4 separate regions of the Homo sapiens genome follow, and all the other regions are linked to region 3. Evidence: chromatin loops called from intact Hi-C (ENCODE). Cell type or tissue: endothelial cell of umbilical vein. All regions are shown on one strand. Links, peaks and the distances in the headings refer to the core of each region. The heading gives the core; the rest is flanking DNA.

What was found. Peaks named below come from ENCODE experiments on the same cell type or tissue, not always from the same donor. Only the 100,000 strongest peaks of a DNase experiment are listed, where the experiment ranks them.
Region 1: it touches region 3 in a loop (16-fold over the local background); 105 of 110 quality-filtered maps call a loop at or near these places.
Region 2: a loop joins it to region 3, with 2.9 times the contacts of the local background. A loop is called at or near these places in 23 of 110 quality-filtered maps.
Region 4: it touches region 3 in a loop (11-fold over the local background); 13 of 110 quality-filtered maps call a loop at or near these places.

Annotation. Positions count from the first base shown.
Region 1 is chr12:68,314,250-68,320,413 of GRCh38, forward strand. It overlaps MDM1 (Mdm1 nuclear protein), which reads right to left. Exons shown (of 15, transcript NM_001354969.2): 8 at 2,332-2,361; 9 at 1,829-2,004; 10 at 699-1,016. Among named protein-coding and RNA genes, the nearest start is that of MDM1, 15 kb to the right of the region's middle. In endothelial cell of umbilical vein, for the core only: a CTCF peak has its summit at 2,999 (motif pointing left); a DNase peak (open chromatin) is centred at 2,992.
Region 2 is chr12:68,037,875-68,044,038 of GRCh38, forward strand. No RefSeq gene overlaps it. Among named protein-coding and RNA genes, the nearest start is that of IFNG-AS1, 52 kb to the left of the region's middle. RefSeq lists an enhancer at 4,333-4,582. In endothelial cell of umbilical vein, for the core only: a CTCF peak has its summit at 2,756 (motif pointing right); a DNase peak (open chromatin) is centred at 2,827.
Region 3 is chr12:68,220,376-68,225,375 of GRCh38, forward strand. IL26 (interleukin 26) reads right to left here. Exons shown (of 5, transcript NM_018402.2): 3 at 4,774-4,908. Among named protein-coding and RNA genes, the nearest start is that of IL26, 2.9 kb to the right of the region's middle. In endothelial cell of umbilical vein, for the core only: a CTCF peak has its summit at 2,936 (motif pointing right); a DNase peak (open chromatin) is centred at 2,946.
Region 4 is chr12:67,352,407-67,358,570 of GRCh38, forward strand. LOC124902957 (a long non-coding RNA gene) reads left to right here. Exons shown (of 2, transcript XR_007063354.1): 2 at 1-274. Among named protein-coding and RNA genes, the nearest start is that of CAND1, 86 kb to the left of the region's middle. In endothelial cell of umbilical vein, for the core only: a CTCF peak has its summit at 3,646 (motif pointing right); a DNase peak (open chromatin) is centred at 3,655.

The DNA.
Region 1 (6,164 bases), core at 620-5,619, 94 kb after region 3:
AGCACAAGATCAAAAATAAAACAGAACACTGAAAAAATAATATAAGCTATATCAACTATATCAATAGAAGAAAAACAACCCACAAAGAAAAAAGTGACTGAATACTGGATAATGGGGAAAATCACTGCCAAGTCAGCACCGGCACAGCAGAGAATCCTTCCTCACATCAAGGCTCAAGTTCCATAACATCCATGAATGAATAAAGGATTTAGATTATAGACAAAAGGCACTATTATCATAGGTGGAGAAGAGCCACTCCCCAAAGCAATTTACACATAAAACAACAGGAATTAGCTATTTTCAGAAATCACTTTTTAAAAAATATTATAAAACATTATCTTTTTTGGTAGAATCATCTGATATTAAAGAACACCAGTTTTTTTCTTTAAAGTCATTCTTCCAGACACATTTGCAAATCTGGCACACCATAAATTATAGGACGTAAATGAAAATAATCCTAACTACTTCCTCCCAAAGTAGGCCAGAATTCAAGTATTCAATTACCAATCACTAGTGACTTAAATACCTGAGTGAATCAAATTATTCACCATACAGCAGTGCCTCCTTTGTGACATTGAAATAAAATCTGCAATTTATTAGTCATAAAATCAAAAGAGTAAACCACTATATTTAGTGACAAAATACATATCAACCATGTAAATAACGCTTCTCTATACTGAGTAATTTAAAACTCTCACCCTTCTTTCATCTTATCTGCCTTAGATTTCTCACGTACATCCAACTTCTCTTGCTCTCCCATAAAAGCCTGCTTGCCCGTTTTCCTGTCCCCTTCCTCTTCATTGTCGTCCTCCTCCTCTTTCTCCCCGGGCTGTTTCTGTACGTCTTCACTTGTGTTCTCTGTATCCCAAGCCAGCCGCCTTCTAACGGGTATGGTGGGAGCTGACACACCCAATTTCTCCGTGGTATTTTTCTGGGGCTGTTCTTCCACGATATTTCCTTTTTCTTCTGGTTCTGTAGAAGGACATTTCTGCAAAGTCTTATGGCTTGTAGGATCTCTGCGTAACAAAATCAATTTTATTTTAAATGTGAATAGTTTGCACTTTTCTAATCAACACCAATTTTAGTGAGTCCATCATTTCCTTCTACTGTTCACAACTACATGTTTTCCATAGATATTGCCTTGCTCAGGTATTGAAGAAGGAAATCTAATTCGTTTTATAGCAAAATAAATGAAAGTCATAATCTGGAGTTTCTATTAAAATATTCCAAAATGTATTTATCTTCTTTTACTCCTACCTTCACATATGCTTGTGTACATCTGCTGACACAAGTCATACCTAGCCCTAAACTGGCATTTACACACATAAACTAGGACCCCATGGTCTAAGTTCTTCAATTACTTTCACTTACAGATAATTAAATCATGTTCATTTTAACCCAGAACAGCAGAGCGCTCTTCCATAAAATCAGCAGCCAAGTTCTGAATTAGCCACAAAATCTATTAATGAATAATAGCTATGTATTAATAGCTTGCAGTCTCTACTTTTTTATTGTTGTTGACTTTCTTTTTACCTTCTAAAGGTCTTTTTACATCTACCATGTAATCATCCCTACTCCGCTATTAACTGCCAACAAAAAATATTATAAAAATCTAGCCTTCCAGATTTACATTATGTGTTATTTATACATAAATAAAGCAATCTACATTGCTTTATTTTTCACTGAGAATAAAAATGAAATAAATGGCTGCCACAATTCCATTCGACTAGGAGACACATTTTGAGTAGTCAGGTCATTTTCCTATATCATTCTATGATCTACATAAGCTTCAACAAACTTTTTTTGCCATCCACAAAGAATATCTCACCCAGCAAGATCTAATGCTCTGATGTTGCTACTAACGGTTCCTTCTGAGCTTGTGGTTGAGGAGACATCCCAACAGCAGTTGCTATCAGATAAAATCTGATTCAGATGGTCCCGAGAAAAATGCGTCCCCTGAACTCGCTTCCTATAAAACTCAGCCTTTTCTCGGAGTTCTTTAACCTATTCAGGAGAGTTCAGACATCATATACTATTGTAAATGCTTCTTTACAAACAGCACCAAGTAGCATATCAAAGACATTGCACAAATACAGCCAGGGACCAAAGACAAAGGAAGGCAAAATTAGCCACATACAGTCATCAGACTGTGCATTTAAGCAAAAACTAAAACAATCAAGCTAAAGCATGATGCAGTTATTTTATTTCAGACCAGCAGGCAGGGAGAAATTCATAGCAGCTAAGAAAAATATTGACACCTACTTTTTATTCCAACTGAAATTACACAAGTAATCTATGATTATAGTTTTTAAAAACTCAAAAGCAACCAACCTCAGCATACCACATGGCATTTAGAGAACCCTAGAGAAGGAATACAGAAACACACTTAATGATAGGTTAATGCCATAATTGAATATTAATGGGAATCAATGAAACACATTATTCTCCCTTCTAAATATCTACCAAACTTGTCAATCAATATTTCTTGGGATTTTTAGTAATTAGTTCAGTAACCAAGATACCTTATTATTATCTTGAAAACCAGCCACATTCTTGCATGGCTAGGATGCTGCTGATGACAGATAAATTAGGCAATCTAACTATTATTCCTATTTCCCTACCTCTGGAAGAGTACTTACACGCCAAAAATCCCTAACCCAGCTTTATTTCATGGCTTTGTATACAGCTACTACTGCTACAGAAGCCCTCACTGGGAGATGAATGAGGTTATGAGGCTTCCCTCTCCAAATTCCTCAATATTCCCTTGGAATCAGCAAAATCTCAACTTTTTTTTTTTTAAAAAAGTACTAAATATATAATTTAAAATAATAGCCCATAAAATCATAATTGCAATGTGTTCAACAAAGGGACAGGATAAAAAAGTTCTGCTGAATAATAAAGTGATATGAATTATTTAATATGCAAGTAACATTTTCTGATGAAAAAAGCAGCCTTCATACCCATTTGAAACCTTTCACTTTATACATCATACTGCCACCTGCTGGCTTCTCCAAGTACAATTCCACAATGTAAAAAAAATTAAGTTCAAGTTTTACCCTTAAAATTCTGTTCAGTATCTTTATTTAATCTCAAAAAACACTAATTTTTTAAATCATCAAGACAGAAAATCTTTATTCTAGAATTGCTTTTCTTTCAGGGCAAAAAAAAAAGCAAATAATGAAACAGCAATGTAAAAGCAATTGTAGAAACATAGCTCCTTAACAAGGTACGATTTTGAATGCAAAGATGAAAGTGTTACATCTCTAGGGAATTGGCCAAAGCAAAAGACAGCACCTATATGGCATAAGAAACCATATAATCCCAACAGAGTCCTACTCTAATGAACCATACCTGAAAAAAGTTCCTAAAGGATAATTTGAAATATTTTCTTCACTGCCAAAAAAAAAGCTATGTTCATTTATCATTTCTATCAACTCCTATACCTTTAAAGAAAATTTCTAGCAGTGGTTTTTGCATTTAACAGGTAGAAGTGAGGTACATGAATTAACTCTACTGAACTTCTAACCAGGGTATTCTGAATGCACAGGAACCTTGTTATAAAGTGCCTCGATATACTCCAGATTTTATTGCCAGTAAGTGCCCCCATGCTTCAAATGTTTCAGGGCCACTCCATCACCTACATGCCTCAGCATCACTTCCTCCTCTGTGTTCTCAGAGTTCTTTGGGCACATCCCCATTAATACATATTCAATTTTACTGGAATTAATTGCACATGCCCTCCTCCTCCATCAACCTATGAACTTCTTGAGGTGAGGGAAAACGCAGCACTTAAGCACTGAGCCCACAACCTGTCCTGAGTGCAGACTAAGTGGTATGCCTGAGCTAAACATGGCAGCCAAAGATAAGCAAGAAACTCCCTGCACTCAGTGAGCCAACCTGTACATAAATTGTCATAATATTGATGGGGGTCTATGCCATAATAAACAAATGAAATGAAATGTAAGTTGAAGGAGTAGTTCAAAAGGGGGACCAATCAGTCCTGCACTGTGTTGGGTAGATTGACGGGGCAGTGGGGGTGGAAGGGACAGCAGAGGCAGCTGCATCTATCCATGCATGATGAATGAAAGGATGGATGAATACCCTCCATGTACACAGTCATCCAGTTTTATTTGACGTCAATTTTATTTAGAAAGGAGGGGGAGAGTATACTTCATAAAAATTCTGAAGACTTTGATTTATTCAGTTCTATTTGTTACTGACATTTAAAACTAAGTGCTTTAAATTTACTATATCAACAATCTTTATTAATCTCAGTGCTAATATTATATTTTACAAATATGATTTTAAATATCTTTAGCCCTAAACTAAGATGAAAAATTAAAAGGCTGACATTTTCCAAAGTAGTATGTTCTACTAAAAAGAGGAGGAAAAAAATCAATAGCATGAACTCAATGTTAAATAGAACAATCCCTATAGCCAACTGCCAGAGCCACCAAAAAGGATAGAAATAAACCATTCCCAACTCAACAACATACACACACCTTTCTGGGCCAAGTAATGTTATCATATTATATATTATGATACAATTATAAGTAGAATGTTTCCTTTTCTGAATTTCTTTGTCCAAATTAAGAGTTCAACTAAATTATTTAAAACATATGCAGAAAATTCAAACTCAAGAAACTGGGGATAAAAACTCCTTTTACCCAAAAACCATCCCCCCAAAATGAGGGGTCACTTTATACCTAGTCTTTACAATGTCTGTCAAATTACAGGACATCTCTCAAATGCAGGACTTTATCTTGAAACACAGTCCTATTTGTGGAAGACACATTGGAATAAAATCACCTCAACCAATCGATGATGAAAAGATTACCTAACAATTAAGAAAAAAAGAAGTTTAACATAGATTAAGTAGTTATTCTGAGGATAGAACCTAAAAAGTTCTAATTGCTGACTATTAAGAAACAATCCCTTAAGTGAGCATTTTAAAAAGCAATAGTCAAGTGGTTATTATAATGGAGATGACAAATACACAACCACTGGGCAAATAAAACCAACCACCCTAATGCTCTATGAGAGGTAACTGGGACTTGGCATAGAATTTCCAGTGACTAGACTATAAACAGATTCAAAAAGTATATCTCAAACATAGAAAGAAATAAAGATGATATATGGACTCGAAAACTAATGTGACTCAAAAAGTGAGTTAATATTCCAACAACAAAGTCACTTATGTCTGAGTGCATGTGAGGAGTGTGAATACACTCCTTCCTGAAATGTTAGGAGTGGGAAAATGAAGGAGTACTGTACCTTATATTTAGGAACCTCATAATCAGATGCCTATAGTAAATGACTTCCAAGAGATATAAGTAAAACATGGCTCATATTAAATGTCTATAACCTGGTCAACTAAAACTGTTATCATCAATGATCACTGACTTCTTAGCTAAAAATTCTTATTCTTTTCCAACTTCAATTTACTTTTTGAATTATTTTTCTCAAAGAAATTAAGGCAAACTATACCACTAATTTAAATATTTACAACCACCATTATAGTATTTAATAAGCAAAAAAAGCTGCATTACCAAGATATCATAATAGGAAACCTTGAAAAGTCTATCTTAAATTGACAACAACAATGTTCTCTTCCATCAAGGCAGGATAAGGAATCTCATCTTACTATGACTTCAGTTTTAACAATCTTCTCAATTAGATGTTTAGTTCTGATGCCTAAACTCATCTTAGTTTAAAGAAATCGCTGCTCGGCCTTTTGGCTGAGATCAAGCGTAGAAATCTCAGAGAAAACACAGTCTTCAAAACAAAGAGTTTCTCATAACCTCAACCTAGTGTCACGCCTAAACACAACAGGCCAGCGGCTGACATCAATTTACCAGCCACACATACTGTTCTGCCTCTGTCCTGCTTTTCCTCACTCCCACTATCAGACTCCTCAGTCAGGGAGATCTTTGCCAAGACTTGGGATGGTCATAAACTGCTCAAGAGTTTAGCTGACTCACTGCCTTTCTTCCATCACGGGTGCTTTCGATGCTCCTAGTTTTAACTTGATTTCACTAAGGTGAATATATGAACATTGCCCCAGATAATATCCGGGACAGCTTTGAGCTTTGTCTTTTACTTTGCCTGTGCTGTCTTCAGGCCGTGCTCAAATAGAGAAGTAGAAAGAAAGCAAAAGAGTGGCC
Region 2 (6,164 bases), core at 585-5,584, 180 kb before region 3:
AGTAAACCACTGAAAACAATTGCTTCATAAGACTTCTTTAGAAAATTCCTTATGGTACTACATCTACAATGTAGAGGGCTTGTCTTCAGCTCCCTCAACATCTCAAATTTTTTGACACATTCAGTACATGCCTGTTATGTCTTTAATCCCAGAACACATGTATTTTCCCCTTCCAGATGATTTCTTTGCAGATTTCACAATGGAGAAGAGCTGTCACAGGTGGAAGTAATCATGCTGTCACAAAGATATTACTTTTTTCTTCCAGTGCTGGAAGGCAGTCAGGAACAAGCCATGCATTAGTTTAAGAGCCATGAGATGTATAACTCCAGTTTTTTAAAGCTCATAGTAGAAAATGAAGAGGGGGCAATGGCATAGCAGGTGAATGCATTTGGGGTGTGTTACAGACCAAGCAAGAATCAATCACTTATGTCTGTCAGACCAGATGGATCTGGAAACAGTTTAATCCTCAGGGCCAATGTGATATGTTGTGATATGTGATATGTCACAATAATATGTTTTCCCCGCAGGTTTCAAGCCTGTTTAAAAAAATGTTTTTAAACTTGAAAGGAAGACAAGTGACCAATATTATAAGGTTAATGCAGAAAATAATGGTCATAGTATTTAATAAACTTCAATTTATCAAATAAACCTGTATGTCAGTCTTTCTGGCTTTAGGCCTGTTTGCATCAGAATTATCCTGGAGGATTCTTAAAACAACAAAAATAAGCACACAAACATCTATTTAATCATAAGGGAATTTTCACCTAAAATAATCTCCCCCTGTGATGTAGATTCACACTGGAGTTGAGTATAATAATTTTGCTCTCATCAAAAATAATCGGAAAGAGAGGAGCTTTGGGATATGTCATTTTGATCTAAGAAAACGTATTGGCTTTCTTGCTGCTTCTTTGGATTCTTTTTTGCATATCATCTGGCAAGTGAGCAGGTGCACAGCTCTGATAAGCAGGAAGGAACCCCCGACCCCACCACCACTGCCTCAGAGCAAATACTCAATAAATGGTCACCTCATTTCCACCCCCCTCCCTACTCCCACCCACCAGGCAAGAAAGCTTAAACCTAGTAAAATCTCTGAGTGCTCAACATGGAATGGAAAACCCAGAAGAGCAAGGTTGGAAATTGTAGCTGGGAAGTCTCAAGTTCTCTGGTTCCTCCTGGAAGAGGGCATGAAGGTGGCTTTGTGTAAATATGGGCATATTGATTTTTATTTGATGAGCCATAGAAAACTAGATAGTCCAGAAATAAATAAAGGAACTGGGAATGTTGGAATCCACAAATATTGACCATCAGTTTGGGATTGGCAGCTTCTCTCCTTCCCATCTTTATTACAAGTTATAGCGCCGTTACCTTAGATGCACACATGCTTTACAATAATGTTTTTGAAGCCAAGCCCTAGAGATTTCTCAAATATGCTTCCTATGTCTTTCTAGAGGCCCAAGCACACACCTCCCTCATTTATTGCCTCCTATTCAACTTGCGCAGCTTTTATGTGGTTTACATATAAAGCTTCTGTTTAAGATTGTGTTGTCTGGGCGCGGTGGCTCCTGCCTGTAATCCCAGCACTTTGGAAGGCCGAGGCGGGCAGATCACGAGGTCAGGAGATCGAGACCATCCTGGCTAACACAGTGAAACCCCGTATCAACTAAAAACATAAAAAATTAGCCGGGCGCGGTGGCGGGCGCCTGTAGTCCCAGCTACTCCGGAGGCTAAGGCAGGAGAATGGCGTGAACCCGGGAGGCGGAGCTTGCAGTGAGCCGAGATAGCGCCACTGCACTCCGGCCTGGGCGAAAGAGCGAGACTCCGTCTCAAAAAAAAGATTGTGTTTACAGGGTTCCACTGCACATCTCATCCAGGTTTTGAAAAATATTTAGATTTTAGGAGTTGCATTCTACTCTAAGTAACAACTCCAAACCTGCACCATATTTATTGGGTGACTTTAGGCCACAGTACCATTTTGTACAGTAAGGTATCTTCTTATGAAACAGAGAAGATATGCTTACTTCCTTACAGGATAAATAATGTGATGCTGAATAAGATAAACCTAAAGTTACTAAGAGACAAACACTGTATATTAAGTGTTATAACCACACATCAGAAGACCATTTTAGACTGTGGTTTCAGGGTGCTAGAATATTCGAACCCTGTTTGCTTAGCTGACTAATCTAACTTTTTGGTAAGACTGGTTATATTTTTTTCTGTATAGAGAAGAGGTGATGAGAGAAAGTATTCTTTAGTTTATTCATTCACAATTTTTTAAAAAGGTCACTCTGGTTACCGCATGGAGAGCAGAACTGGTGGGGAATCTGTTCATGCCTGGGGAGGCCATTTAGGCACCTGCTGCCGTCATCAAGGCAAAAGATAAATACCTAAGTTTAAAAGCAAATTTATTTTTACAAGGTATAGATGTAAACAAGTCTCATATGCATGCCCAATAGATCTACTTTGTCCTACCAAAGGAGAAGGAGGATAATGCAGATATAAACTCTAGAACAAGACTGCCTTGGTTCAAATTCCAGCTTTGTCATTGTAGGACCTTGCCTAGACAAATTACTTAATTTTTTAATCTCTGTTGTCTCATCTTTAAAAGGAGGCTAATAGTAGTATCTGCCTTATAGGATTGTCAAGAATAAAGGAGTAAGTATATATGAAGTGTTTAGAATAGTTCCTTCCAGTCAATCAATGGTAACTTTTTTTTTTTCCCCCAAGCATAAAGGATCTAAATGGGGCAATGTGGCTAATGGCCCCTAGAGGGCAGCAGAGGAATAAGAACAGAGTGGACGACAGGTTCAGAGAAAGATGTCCTGTCTGATGGAAAAACGGGGAGAAGGGCACTGTGAATCATACAAAATGGAGACTGAGCTCAGGGCCATTTATAGCCTGCTTTGGGGACGTTTTCTAATAGTTCAAATCACTTTGTAGACAAAAATCAAGGACTGGAATAAGTGTAGTAATGAGAAGGATCCAGTCATGCATCTGAGAGCATACGTCCAATAAACCTCACTCAAAAGCTAGCAAGAAAATCTTGACTGTTGGCAGGAAGCATAGCTGATACTGAGGGCTGGGGCCTGGGTGCCTTTCCACTTGGCCCTTTCCATGCGACCTGGGCTTCCTCACAGCATGGTAGCTGGGTTACAGCATGAGTGTCCCAGTGAAATCAGGCAGCAGTGGGATCACGTTTTAATGACTCAGAAAAGACATGTATCACTTCTGCCATATTTTAATAGTTAAAAGTCTAACAAAAGCCCTCTTAGTTCCAAGGGGATAGGACACAGACTCCAACTCTTGATGAGGGAGTAGCAAGTTTCTGGAAAACTATATTAACAGGAAATACTGTAGTCATTTCCATAAAATACAATCGGTCACAAAGTGCTTTCCTAGAAGTTCATACTGGATTCTTTCTGCCTCATTTTCACATACAAAGCATCAGCAAATCCTGACAGACTGGGCTGCAAAATACATCCCAAACCTGATCTGATCTCACCATCTCCACTGCTCCCACCCTCGTCCAACCCAACATGTTTCTCTACCTGGATCACAGCAAAGTCTACTGAGAGGTTCCTCATCTCCAATTTAAAACCCCATAATCTACTATTTATAGGGCAGCCAGTGAGAACTTTGAAAAAATGTAAGTCTAAGCCTATCATCACTGCTCATCTTAGAACTATCCAATGGCTTTCAATTATGCTTAGAATAAAAGCTAAACTCCTAATGGTGGCCCACAAGAACCTCCATATTTTGGCCCTATTTATCTGTCTCATTTCATCTTCAGGCTTCTTTCCACCACACTCTGACCTTCTTCCTCTCACTTTAGCTCCTGGGTATGTTTTCAACTCAGGCACCTCTGATCCCAAATCTCTTCATATTACACTGTTCCATGATTCAAATCTGCTTGAACCTTCCCAGACCACTCAATATAAATGAGCATCAGTCCCATCACCGTCTATTCCTTAACCCTCCTTTATTTTCCTTAATGTACTTATCACTGTCTGAACTTACACTGTGTATGCATTTGAGTCCTTGTTCATAGTCTGCGTCTCCCTCTAGAATATTAACACTTTATGGGCAGGGCTTTGTTTACTGCTTTATTAACAGTGCTTAGGTCCACTCAATAGTTAAGTTGAATATTGAATAAAGAATAAAAGAAGAAACAAAACAAACAGTATAGCCTTTCAAATCAGTGGTGGTGTAAACGAAGATCTATTATCACTGTCATGAAAACATGTTTGTGTTCTTTACTAGATCTGGGCTATCCTTTCTTAGTGTCCTGTGGTTTCATGGACTAGTTTAGGAATGGTTGGTTGTTTCTAATGTGTAGCACTTAAGAAACTTTCAGCTTGAGCCTAAGTGTTTCCAGTGCTGAGGTTCAGTCATGTCTGGGCATGTTTGGTGAGGTGGTGGTGACAGGCCTCAAATAATTCAATTCTAATGAAATATTTGGCTTTAAGTGGATGAGGAGGAAAGGTACTGTGGCTTTGGCGTGGGTGTAGTTGGGGGTAGGTATAGAGGAGAGGAAGAGAACCCGAGGACAGCGATGTTCAAGTGAACATGTTATCACTCGTCTGGGCTTCTCAACACAATTGAACACACTTCCTATATTTGGAGAATTCCCCACCTCCTCTGCAGCCAGTACACTGGTCTGTGACACAGACCCAGACAATCACGTGCACCTCAGCAAGTTTTCTAATCACAAGCATGTATTGCAAAGAAACAAGTGCCACCTAGAGCCCACTCTGGTGAGAATGGCAGCTGGTGAATTCAGTTACTAGAGGGAGGGATGGCTAAGGTCACACCACGAGCTAGTACCAGCAGGAGTCTGTGCCTGGTGGAGTCAGCAGTTATTCCCACCTGGTCTGTTCTTTACTGTGACTCTGAGAATTGGTGCTGGCTGGGAAGCCTCCCAGCCTGCTTTCCGGCCTCCTGGGAAATCTTATATTCTTTAATAAATTCCTTTTCTGCTACTACTAGATTTTAATTGGTGACAACTGAGAACTCTGACAGAAAAAGATGGGGTGTTTAATTCCAGTCTACTTCACTGATTAGGCCTGACACCTAGGGAGAAAAGATGTAGAAGCCAAAATGTCAGGAATTATTTTAATAAGCAATTTTGTAAGACTTGGAGTTTGAACAGCGGTACTTTGCTCCCCAGGCAACAAAGTTCTGCATCAAGCTGGAAAATGAACACTTGCCCACTTTTCCCTGAAATACAGCAGGGTCCTGGCTCCATGGAAGCTCTGGTGAAATCGTCTTCAAACATCTTTTAGAAGGCTGAATACTTTTCCATTGAGATACACAGGACCCTTTATAAAACAGATGAAAATGGACTGCTTTGGTCAACGTGACACTTGGAGCCCCTAAAGCCAGGATGGCCTCATAAACCCCTCAGTGGTGAGGCTCAGTGGCAGTGCCTGGCTGCAGGCTCCCCAAGTCTGTGACACCCAGCAGGAGAGGGACAATCTCCTGAGACGACACCTGAGAGATGCATGCCAGGAAGGTAGCAGGTGCCATATGAGCAGATTTATCTCTGAGCATATGCCCTGATGGCTCCAAAAAGGCTGGTGGGGAGGCAACTTTGCAAGGACTTTGGGCTTTGTTTCAGGAATGAAGACAATTAACCACAGGATTTGAATATTCTGTAATTAATGTATTTTCTAACATAATCTAGTGAAGCCTGGGGAATTTTTAGTTGCATACCTCTTTACTCAACTATGTCTTAGCAGTGGTACATTATGCATATTCAAGTCATTGAAGTTGCCTAAACTTTAGTAAACTTGCTTATTCATTCTGTTGCTCATTAATTTCTCCCAGCCTTGTGGGAGAGCAACTAAAGTTAATCATCACTACCTCTCCACCTGGCTCTCCAAGGGTTGTCAGTGCCTATCCCCCACCCTTCATTCATCTCTCAACACCTCCCAGAGAGCTCCGGACATCTCTGGCATAATGTTCTGATCCAATATTTGCCTATTGGACTTCATGTCCTCACATCATTTTAGCTGCCTTTGTTAACCAAATTCCCGTAGGTATTTTATATATAAAAGGCATGAGCTTCAGGAGATGAGTGAGAATCTAATGCTTGATGATCTGTCATTGTCTCCCATCACCCCCAGATGGGACCATCTAGTTGCAGGAAAACAAGCTCAGGAGGCTGG
Region 3 (5,000 bases), core at 1-5,000:
TGCAAGATTGGTTTAACTTTGAAAATCAATGTAATTCATTGTTTCAATTGTCCAAAAATTAAAAATCATACAATCCTGTCAATAGATGTGTTAAAAAGGCATTGATCTAAATGTGATATTTAAAATGAGGAAACTTCTAAATGTAAAATTTTTTCATGACCTTTGTGTTAAATAAAGATTTCTTCAATATGACACCAAAACATGGTCCATTAAAGAAAAAACTATTATATTGTACTTCATAAAATGTAAAATCTCTTCAAAAGACACTAAGATAATAAGAAGGTGTCATAGATATCTGTCATCCAGGTTGGAGTGCAGTGGTGCGGTCTTGGCTCACTGCAACCTCCACCTCCTGGGTTCAAGAGATTCTCCTGTCTCAGTCTCCCGAGTAGCTGGGACTACAGGCATGCGCCACCGCGCCTGGCTAATTTTTGTATTTTTTCTTGAGATGGGGTTTTGCCATGTTGGTCAGGTTGGTCTCGAACTCCTGACCTCAGGTGATCCACCCATCTCGGCCTCCCAAAGTGCTGGGATTGTAGGCGTAAGCTACCGTACCTGGCCAAATTCTTATATATTCTCCCTTGTATACAAATATATTAATGTTAAATATAGTCATAAGAATTCTGCATGCTCAGAAACATTCTGATCTTATGATTTTTATGCCCTCAAGTCTCCCCTCTCCCTGCTACTTGATCTTTATTTCCAGAAGTGGGAATTAGGAACAGAAACGAACACAACAGTCCTCAACACAAAAGCTTCTTTCTTATGAAGACAAAACAAAGCCAGTCAACTAAAACTAAATAAATAAAAGAAAAAACTAATTCAACAACTTGGTCATTGACAAATTCATCATTTGGCAATTGTTCTGGAGCAGGCACATGGACAGTTTTTTAAGTATATTAAAGGAAAGGAGGAATGGGGTGGGAGGAAAAGGAAAGGAATGAAGGAAGGAAAAGGAAGGAAAGCACGAGGTCTCAGCCATTTGACGAATATCCATCAAGTGCAAATCCATACCCTCAAAATGTGGCAATTATTTATTTCATCACCTTTATCAAATAGTAATGAGTGACACAATGTTGCCTATGAACAGGAATAAAAAAGAATAAATGGAAAGGAGGTGGATAGGACCAGTTGCTCACCATGAGCATTTTATTTTTATATCTGAATTTTGAACTATCTAAAACCTAGAAATGTTCAATAGTGGGCTGGTGATATGAATGTCAAAAGAGTTGTACTGTTATCTGCAGCCAGTAATCATAAAGTTCCATGCAAATGAACTGCAAGTGAAATAGATATTGATCATCTCTAGCTGACAACATGTGATCCAGTAACTACTTCCGGGTTATACCAGAGTTCATCTTTAAGTTTTTCTTTCTGGTGATACAAAACAACACCCACCAAGGATAACTCAAATATAATCCAGGTAATGAGATTTGGTAATATAGTACATAAGTATTCCATCATTGGAATTGCAATATTTCCCCAACCCAAATACTCCTATTAAACCTACCAGGGAAGGCTACTGTAAATTTTAAAGGAATAATTTAGTACTTTGCTCTTGATATGTGAAAATTTTCACCTAATTCAGCATGTAATCAACAAATCCAACCAGAGTCATACCCTATTTGGTAAAATATAATTATCTGAAAAAAAGTTACCATCACAAATTAAAATGTCTTTGCAACTTTAGCAGAGTAAGCATCTTTTAATAACTCTGGTATCCATTAAAAATTGTCAACAGAAATAAAACAGGTACACTGATAAGAGCATTTAAAAATCCCATGCACAAGCTAACAATTTATAAAGAGCTGTAGTAATCCTTACTATTACCTTTAATGTATTAAGATACAAAATACATAATTACTGGATTCTTCAAATGATTTAAAGCAATCAATATCATATGTTTTGCTTTTTTAAAATTATTCCCAAGGTTTGGGGCAGAGGAAACTTTCAGAAGAACACAAACCAATGTTTTATTGTTGGCATAATTTCAAATATTAAGTGCACACATTAAGCAAGTAGGCTGTGTGCCAAAATTCTGTGTAAATCAGCTGTTCAGAACACAGACAGCATTTAACTCTGCAGCAGCACTACCAATGCAGCATTCATTGCTCAATCAACCCCTCAGAATCCTGTTTAGCCTATAGCATCATACTAACCTAAGCATTATCCCAGAGTACCGCCTCCAGGAAACAGAATGGGCCATTTCCTTCTGTCTCCCGATCGTGGAAGAAGCCTTGGATCAGTTTTAAAATATGTCAAGGTTCTGCGGAAAGCTTTCTAAAGCTCAGAGCGTGCAGAACGGAAGGCCCCCTCTCACAGTCCCCCCTTTCAAGAAGGGACTTGACCAATTGTGACTTGATCACTACTGCTCTGAATCCCCAGAGCTTTGTTTTACTTATTTTTCCCACAACAACCTCAATAGTACGGACGGCAGGGGAAATACGGCAAGTATAATTAGTTTCAATAGGTTGACCATTTATACATTGATTACATTTAGTGTCCGTTTTTATTAACAAAATATCATATTTAAATTAATGTTGTTTACTTCATGTTTTATAACTTCTGTCTGCTAAGCCCTCTCCCAACCACTGATTCAGAGATTCATAGAGTAGGTGCTCAGTTAATTTGTATTAAACAGACAGATACCAGTTTCTGCTGCCAGAAATATAAAATTATGTTTGGCTGAAACATTATAGACACCAGGCCAGTTACCTTTTCCCTAAATCAATGTCTGCAGTCTTTCTAACGCTCAGGCCAATCCTGCCGCTTTATGTTTCACGGGGGAGCTTGCTTTACCCCAGGGCATAAACTGCACAGCTTGTAAGACAACTGATGCTCACACTGATAGGCTTGAGGTGGGAGCAGGGAAGAAGGAAAGCGCGGAGTTACGTGTTGCCTAGCGAGATTGATGAGATGATGTGTTCGTATTTGGCCACAGGAGGGAGCCAGACCCTTTGGGAAGCAGCAACAACCAACCAGAGCGGCGCCACACTGTCCCACCCACTTTAGGAAAACTTCACCAGAAACAAACCAAGAAAAACCAGAGTTCCTAGACATATCCAGGTTTCCTAAGCTTTTCATCTAGAATATTGTTCGTTTTAGGTTATAACTGTCGCTATGTGTTCTCTAGCTATTTGGGTCAACAAAACCAAATTAGTAATGAAAACCTGACATGGATTTGGGGGTTCTGACCAGACACTCTGTACTGTATCAGGCAAGGATTTAACAATGCAACTTAAATTTAAGAGACTATTTATAGTTACACATGTACTTTCTTCATAAGGTTGTCTTATAGGTTTAAGCATAGAACAAAATTTCAGGCACCAGAACTGGCCCAGAGAATTCTCCCTGTGTTTTGCAAAGAGGTATCAATTTGTAATTTCTTTTTATCAGTGTTGTAATTTTAATAAAATATGAGAGTTTATAAAAAAACATGCAATCCAAACCTAAGTAAGGGTATAACAAACACAAACTAAGCAAAGAAATAGAGAACTTAAATTTGGTGGTTTTTTTTTTTTTTTTTTGCTTGTTTTTTTCTTTTTAACCTAGCCGATCTACTCACACTCATAAAATGCCTCATGTACTCTGGGCTGAAATTTGGGTTACGGAGCACTTTAGTTGACCACAAGAAAAAAACATCTTAACTCTTAAAAAATAAACACCCCCCCCCTCTAATGGCCCAGTGTTTAAGTCTCAGTGACCATGATGCCCAGGATGAAGAGCTCCTTTCCAACTGGCTTCCCAAGGATTGCAATAAGGCTCCCAACCCAACCTTTGTACCATCTGCAAGCTACAACTGCAGGAGGCTGGAGAAAGCATACTTGGACCCCAACCAAGGGCACAGAAAAGCTTCAATATTCCCCACAGAGGCAACTCGACTAACATTGCACAGATTCTGGCTCAGTGTTTTTGTTTTGTTTTGTTTTGTTTTGTTTTGTTTTGTTTTGTTTTGTTTTCTGCACTGGTCTTTATTGCTGTGGAATTTTTCATAGAAATGTGATCACTTTTACCTTCTTAATTAATTCTCCACTGCTTGCTATGACAGTGACCATACTGAGGCATCAAATAATTTAGGTACCAAAGAAGGCATGTCTATCCCTTTTTAAGTTTTTTACTGAGATTATGCCTTAAAAGGGGCACAAATATTTTTTTAAAAACATAAGTAAATAAGAAAAAGGGCATCAGTTAGTTATTATTGTTATGGGAAAGAAGGAAGGAAGGAAAGAGAGAGAGAAAGAAAGAAAAGGAAGTAAAGAAAGAAGGAAGGAAGGAAAAGAAAGAAAGAGAGAGGGAGGGAAGGAGGGTGGAGGAAGAGAAAGGGGAGAGGGAGGGAGGGAGAGGGAAGGAAGGGAGGGAGGGAGGGAAGAAGGGAGAGAGGGAGAGAGGGAGGAAGGGAGAGAAAGAGAGACTTAGAATAGTGTTTGGCACAAAGTTGGTACTCAAGAAATATTAAATGGATGAATGGATTACTTGGGAATCACATAATGAGAGAATGATTTTAAAGTATTTATTTGAAAACCATGTCATGTTACTTTAGCTCTCTTCAGTGTGTTTTATGAGCCATTCTTTAAGAAATAATAAATAGCAGCATTCTGAGTAATGTACAGTTATTTAATGCTATTTCCCTGGTGATGACCTCTCCATTTGGACTACAAGCCAACAATTACAAAGCTCGTTTTACTCACCCTTTGGTGTGAGACAGATTCTTACATGCTGACTTCTAAACAGGTTTCTAGGATCAAATGCACAGTATTTGTTGTGTATACTTACACAGTGGCTCAATTTCTGCCTAAGGCTATGAAAGTCCTCCACAAAGCGTATTTTCTTGCAGCCTTGCAATTGCAGTTGACCAAAAACGTCTTCCATGAAGAAGGACAGAAGCTGTTCTTGAAATTGACAGTTTTTCTAAAAATAAGATACAAGAAATTGCATATGGTAAATTATGAATCGTTTTTTAATGTCCCCCGATCATTACTTAATTACTCTCTGAAAAAAAT
Region 4 (6,164 bases), core at 656-5,655, 870 kb before region 3:
TTCACATCCTTTTTTTTTGTATAGACAAATTTCATTTGCTCTTCTGTAAGTTTTGTTTTCAATAACTTTAATTCTCTAAAAAGTTTTGCAAGCTGAAGGTTTTTGTTCTTCCACTTGTTGAATGCCTTGATTTAAAATTTCAATACTTGTTAATAAAATGTGACCAAAATTTAGAAAACTTGTTTACAAGAGTTGTACGCCACTTGGGTTGACTTGAAAGTAATTTATTTGAAGAATCAAACATTTCAATTAAAGCTTCATGATATGGTTTGGATTTCTTTTCCTGCCCAAATCTCATGTTGAATTGGAGGAGGGGACTGGTGGGAGGTCACTGGATCATGGGGGCAGGTTTCCTTCTTGCTGTTCTCCTGGTAGTGAGTGAGTTCTCATGAGATCTGATCGTTTAAAAGCATGTGGCACCTCCCTCTTCTTTTTCTTTCCTGATTCATCATGGTAAGATGTGCTTGCTTTCCCTTAGTCATCTGCCGTGATTGTAAGTTTCCTGAGGCCTTCTAGCCTCATGCTTCCTGTATAGCCTGTGGAACTGTGAGTCAATTAAACCTCTTTTCTTCATAAATTACCCAGTATCAGGTATAGCAGTGTGAGAACAGACTAATAGACTTCAATTAAAGATTTATTCTTGATAGGTCCAAAACTTTGGCTGATGGGGAAATGGGGCTGTCTAGAACGCCAGATACATGTTACAAGGGGAGGGAGGAAAGTAAGTGAGAGCATGTCTTATTCTTCTTCTGAACTGGTGAGGCAGTCATCTTAGCTGTCCATAGTGCTATGGACCACTGGAAAACAGCCCCTTTCTTAATGTCTTGGCCATCAGGAATGGTCATCCATCTGGCAAACATTTGCAGTTTGCCTACCACGTGTTAGATACAGCCTGGGGTGCTGGGGTTGCAGAGTCAAACTCTTAATCTTTTTTCAGAATGAACCTATGGCAGGTGAGAGGGGAAAACAAACCATTTTACCAGCATATGATGGGCACTGTGATGGAGTTATAAATAGGGTCTTGTAGGAGCATAAAAGCAAGGGGCTGCAGACTGCTTGGATGAGACAAGCGAAGGCAGCTCCTGAGCTGAAGTTTGAAAACAAGTAGGCATTACTCAGACTGTCAAAAGGCAGGCATTGGGCAAAAAAGCAAGAGCATATATGTAGTGTAGTGACTGAGGGTGCCTAGTGTATTTAGGGAAACCTTCAAGTAGCTCTGTATGCTGGAAGTTGAGTTTGTGTTGCAAGTGTGGAAGGTGAGAAATTTGCCTAAAATCAACTGATCAGAGGCTGGTGAACACTACAGGGAAAGGATTGGTGACAATTTAGATACATTTCTGAAACTTTTGAATTTCATAAAAGATGACCTCTCAGTGGCATTTTTTTTTTTTCAAGATGGAGTCTAGCTCTGTGGAGTGCAGTGGCGCGATCTTGGCTCACTGCAACCTCCACCTCCCAGGTTCAAGAGATTCTCCTGCCTCAGCTTCCCAAGTAGCTGGAATTACAGGCACCTGCCACCATGCCCAGCTAATTTTTGTATCTTTAGAAGAGGCGGCATTTCACTGTCTTGGCCAGGCTGGTCTCAAACTTCTGACCTTGTGATCCACCCACCTCGGCCTCCCAAAGTGCTGGGATTACAAGCTTGAGCCACTGTGCCCGGCTGACAATCAATTTTATACCGACAACTCTGTTTACTTTTGTATAATCTTACTGATAGGTTAGAACATGGCTATCTCATTGTGATGACAGATTGCAGGAGACAGTTGCTCAAATGATAGTATCGGTCTATCTTGGTCAAGTGTCTTAGCTATATGAATTTATCATTTAACACTAACAATACAAATGTTCAGCTGGTAAATAGCTCAAAGATCGACAGGAAGGTGTCTAAAACTACAGGAGTGTCCAAGCAAGCAAGGTTTCACAGTGAGGGAGGAAGTGGAATGAAAAGGGGGAGATGGCAGACTTGAAAAGAGCCCAAGAGTTTGGTTGTGGGCCAGTGAAGCATTTCAGTTTTCCGGATAGTTATGAAAACTGAAACTATGACTCCAAATGTGGGTTCAAAGGGAGGGTGGGATGCTGAAATATTGTTTTTGCTTTGTGTAGGCAGAGTTCCTGTCTCAAGAAGAGGTTTGGCAGTAACAAAGTTTAGCTATTCTGCTGGCCATCACTCCGGAAAGTGTTCCCACGAAGTGGCTGACTTAAAAAGTAAGCTTGACTAAGTATCATATCACATGAGCAGCACTGGAAAGAGGCAGAGCTGAGGGAAAGAGGGAAGCTTCTGTGTAGACGTCGACTTTACTCTTTGACCACCATACCTTGCCTTTCAGTTTGTGGGTAGCTTAGGAAACCGAAGTCAGACAACATAATTGGCTTTTGGGGGATAAGAATTGTGTCTTTCGGATGTTTCTCATAGTGCTTTACAGGATATACCCTCAAAAGAAGCTGAAAAAATTTTAAAAAGAAAGTCTGACACATTTCAATGCTGTGTTCAAGCCTTCTGTTTTCCAAAAGAGGCCATCAGGTATCACAGCAAATCACTTTTGTGGATTATAAAAGGAAGGTGACTTGCAGCTCTAAAATCTTAAATTCTCTGCTCCATGTTCTGTGTTTTATAAATAAGCATAATTGGTATTCAGAAAAGAAATCTGCAATCTCAGCCTACTTCAGGATGTTGGTGAGTTGACTAAGCTGTAAAACTCCTTAAAAGTCAGGATGTTTGGGCAGAGGAGGGCAAAATGTCTAGACAGAACAGAAGGTTTAAACTGCCCCTGGTGAAATTTAGTGGGAATTGACTTTAGCAGCTCTTCCTCCTGGGTGAATAGCTTGTGATTTGCGACTGTGAAGTGGTTGGACTGAAATGCTTTCTACTCTGAAGTTGTATGACTTTTTTTTTTCACATAGTGAATAGAGATATTGATGGAAAAGACATAACTATCAAGATAAAAGTGTGTTTTAAAATAATACTTTTAAGTATTCGACTGTATTCCTTTGTCCTTATGCAAACTAAACCTTGAGAAACAAAGACTGGTAAGATCTTGTGGAGAGAAAGTCAAATATTCCAATTCATTTGGCTTTGTTTGTGCCATATGTGTAAATAACTCCAACAAGATAGTCTGAGAAATAAGAGTTCATCTGGGAACATTCTTAGTCTTGTTATTAATGTTTTAAAATCCTTAGAACTCTTTTGCCAAATTCTGAGACTTAAAATGCAAAGATAAGGATGATTATTTTCAGAGCCAAGTGTGGAAATTATTCTTCTAGTATCTCTCTGTGTTCATGCGGTGCTATTGACTCTGGCAAAATGGGATCTCATATCTCTTTACTAATGAGAACTCAAATCTTCCCTGGGGACTGGCAACTTTAAAGGCTCATTACTCATATGTTTGATGTTATCTTTTGCTGGCAAATAACTGACGCTAGAGTCTTGAACATTTGCCTTTTAGGTTTGCTGTTTGCCCAACATTATGCTAATTCATCTGAAATGGAACTGTCAGCGGCTGCAGAATGTCTTTACCTTTCTTGAGAATTGAAGAAATTTATCTTCACTGGAAGCCTTAATACTAAGCACCCTTTTTTTTTTTTTTTTTTTTTTTTGGCGTTCTTGGTCTTTTCTTCCAGGAGGTGGCGATAGAACATCATAAATATCAAGGTACAAAATGCATGCGTTTTTGCCCCTCAAAGCCTCCCATTGTGGAGCTTATGACCAGCGTGAGTTACTATTCAAGATTTGAGCCTTGGGTGAGCTCTTTTATTGTAATATTTGACTTCCAAGTCATATCTGAAGAGAGAGCAGAAGTACTTTCAACTCCACTGATCACTTGTTTTTCCACTTAGCTTCTCATTTTCTGAGTTTGTGCTGTTGAGTGCAGGAAATGTTAAATAGGTTGGCCTTCAGTTGAAAGATACTGAGATTTACTAGCGCTGTTGTAGATTGGGCTTTTGAACCTAGAATTATTGCTTTTGGTGTAAACCAACATGACTGCCATGCTGTTTCCTAGACATATGAGGATACTACAGGCTCTATTAGAGACTAATTTTTAAAATAGCCCCTGATATTCCTCAACTCTTTATATTTAGCATTTTGTACACTATTCTCCAAGTTGGCATTTGGCAGCTTTTCCTCCTCTTAAGGCAAAGTTAAAAAAAAAAAAAAAAAAAAAAAGGGACATTTGCCAAGGAACAATTTCACCACAGGAGCTTGGCTGGGAAACGGGAATTTGGTATCTTGCTTGTGCACCTGCCAGTTGATTTCTGATTTCTGTATTAGGGGAGAGAGAAAGTTATTCTGAGGTTTATCATCAACAGCTGCCTAATCTTAATAGGTTTAGCTATCTTTTAGAGTTATCTAATTTGAAAATATCTGCTGTTTGATTACCTTTAATATTTTCCTTTTTAAAAAATTATACTTTAAGTTCTGGGGTACATGTGCACAACGTGCTGGTTTGTTACATAGGTTTACATGTGCCATGTTGGTTTGTTGCACCCATAAACTCATCATTTACATTAGGTATTTCTCTTAATGCTATCCCTCCCCTGGGCCCCTGAATATTTTCTTAAAACAAAAAGTTCCTGGTTTAGCAAGCAAAACTGGGATAGGTATGCAAAAGAGAATCCAATGGAGAGTTGAGCACAAGCAGCTAGAAGAAGAAAATGAATATACAGAGAAGGGAAGTTTGTAAAACTAAGGGTGGGAACTTTCTATAGGGCAGCACAGAATAGTTTTTTATTCACAGAAACTTTAACTATATTGCAGTACTTCGCAATTGAAAAGTGGAAAAGATAAATGCTTCATTCTAGTGCAGTAGTTTTGTAAGGGTTCTTTTTCTAATATGAAGTTTTTTTTTAACATTAATGTCTTCTAAAGTACATCTAGGTGGTCAATAAGTGCTTATTTGATTCATTCCTAATACAAATATTTTTGAGCTCCTACTGTTCACTGGATCGAAATCCTAATAAGTTTGAGTATGCATTTGCTATCTCAAGACGTTTGCTTTCTAATAGGTGGAGATAGACAGTAAGCAATTATTGGTAAGTAATGCTTTCTAAAACATGTAGGTTTTTCAGATTTTGGTAATCACAGCATGAAAGAAAGTCATCAAGGCCAGTTCTATGCAAGGCTGCAAAGCTAGGAAAGTATCAAAACAGCAGATCTCTGGCTTTAAATTCTAGCTTATGATTCATTAACAGTGTGCCCGTGAGCAAATTGCTTAACCTCTCTCAACTTCAGTTTTTTCATGTAAAATGGTAATAATAGTACTTATTGGTGAGTCTGTTATGGGGATTTAATGAAATAATGTAAGAAAAGCATTCAGCATGGCACTCACTTGAGACTCAATAAGTGGTAGCTACTGTGATCATTTCTGCTTGTCTTGCTTCAGCTGGTTTCCTTCCACTGCCAAGGGCTTGGTTCCTTGTGCTTGCTTGTTGCTGCCATTCTAGAGGAACACTCCTCCTGCCTCTTCAACAATACATGCACGCTGTGATGCTTCCTTTAGGTCTGCCGTCTCCAGGGGAATGGGGTTCTATTTCTAGAACTTACTTCAGGCTCCTGATCTCTGCCTGATCCAGTTAGATAACTGAATAGACTAGCCTGTGCCAAAGAGGTCAGCGCTAACCTTCACCCTTTGTTATTTTTGAGACAGAGTCTCGCTCTGTTGCCTAGGCTGGAGTGCAATGGCACGATCTTGGCTCACTGCAAGCTCTGCCTCCAGGGTTCAGGTCATTCTTCTGCCTCAGCTTCCCAAGTAGCTGGGACTACAGGTGCTCGCCACCACGCCTGGCTAATTTTTGTATTTTTAGTAAGAAAGGGGTTTCACCGTGTTAGCCAGGATGGTCTTGATCTCCTGACCTTGTGATCAGCCCGCCTCGGCCTCCCAAAGTGCTGGGATTACAGGCATGAGCCACCGTGCCCGGCCACCTTCATCTTTTACCTTGTTGAAAGAGGGCTGCTGAGACAGCCTGTCAGTGTGCACCATCCTGCATTCTGGCTTTTCTTTCTGAGGAGCGCTGCCTGTGGTCCTTTAACAGTTGCATTTCTGCTTCCAATGGCCGGACAGCCCAGGTATTCATCAAAAAGTGCTTATGAAGGGACTCTTCATTTCTAAATGTTGGGTGGACAGTGGTGGACAAAACAGACACTGGTGTCGCATTGAGCTTGGAGAAAA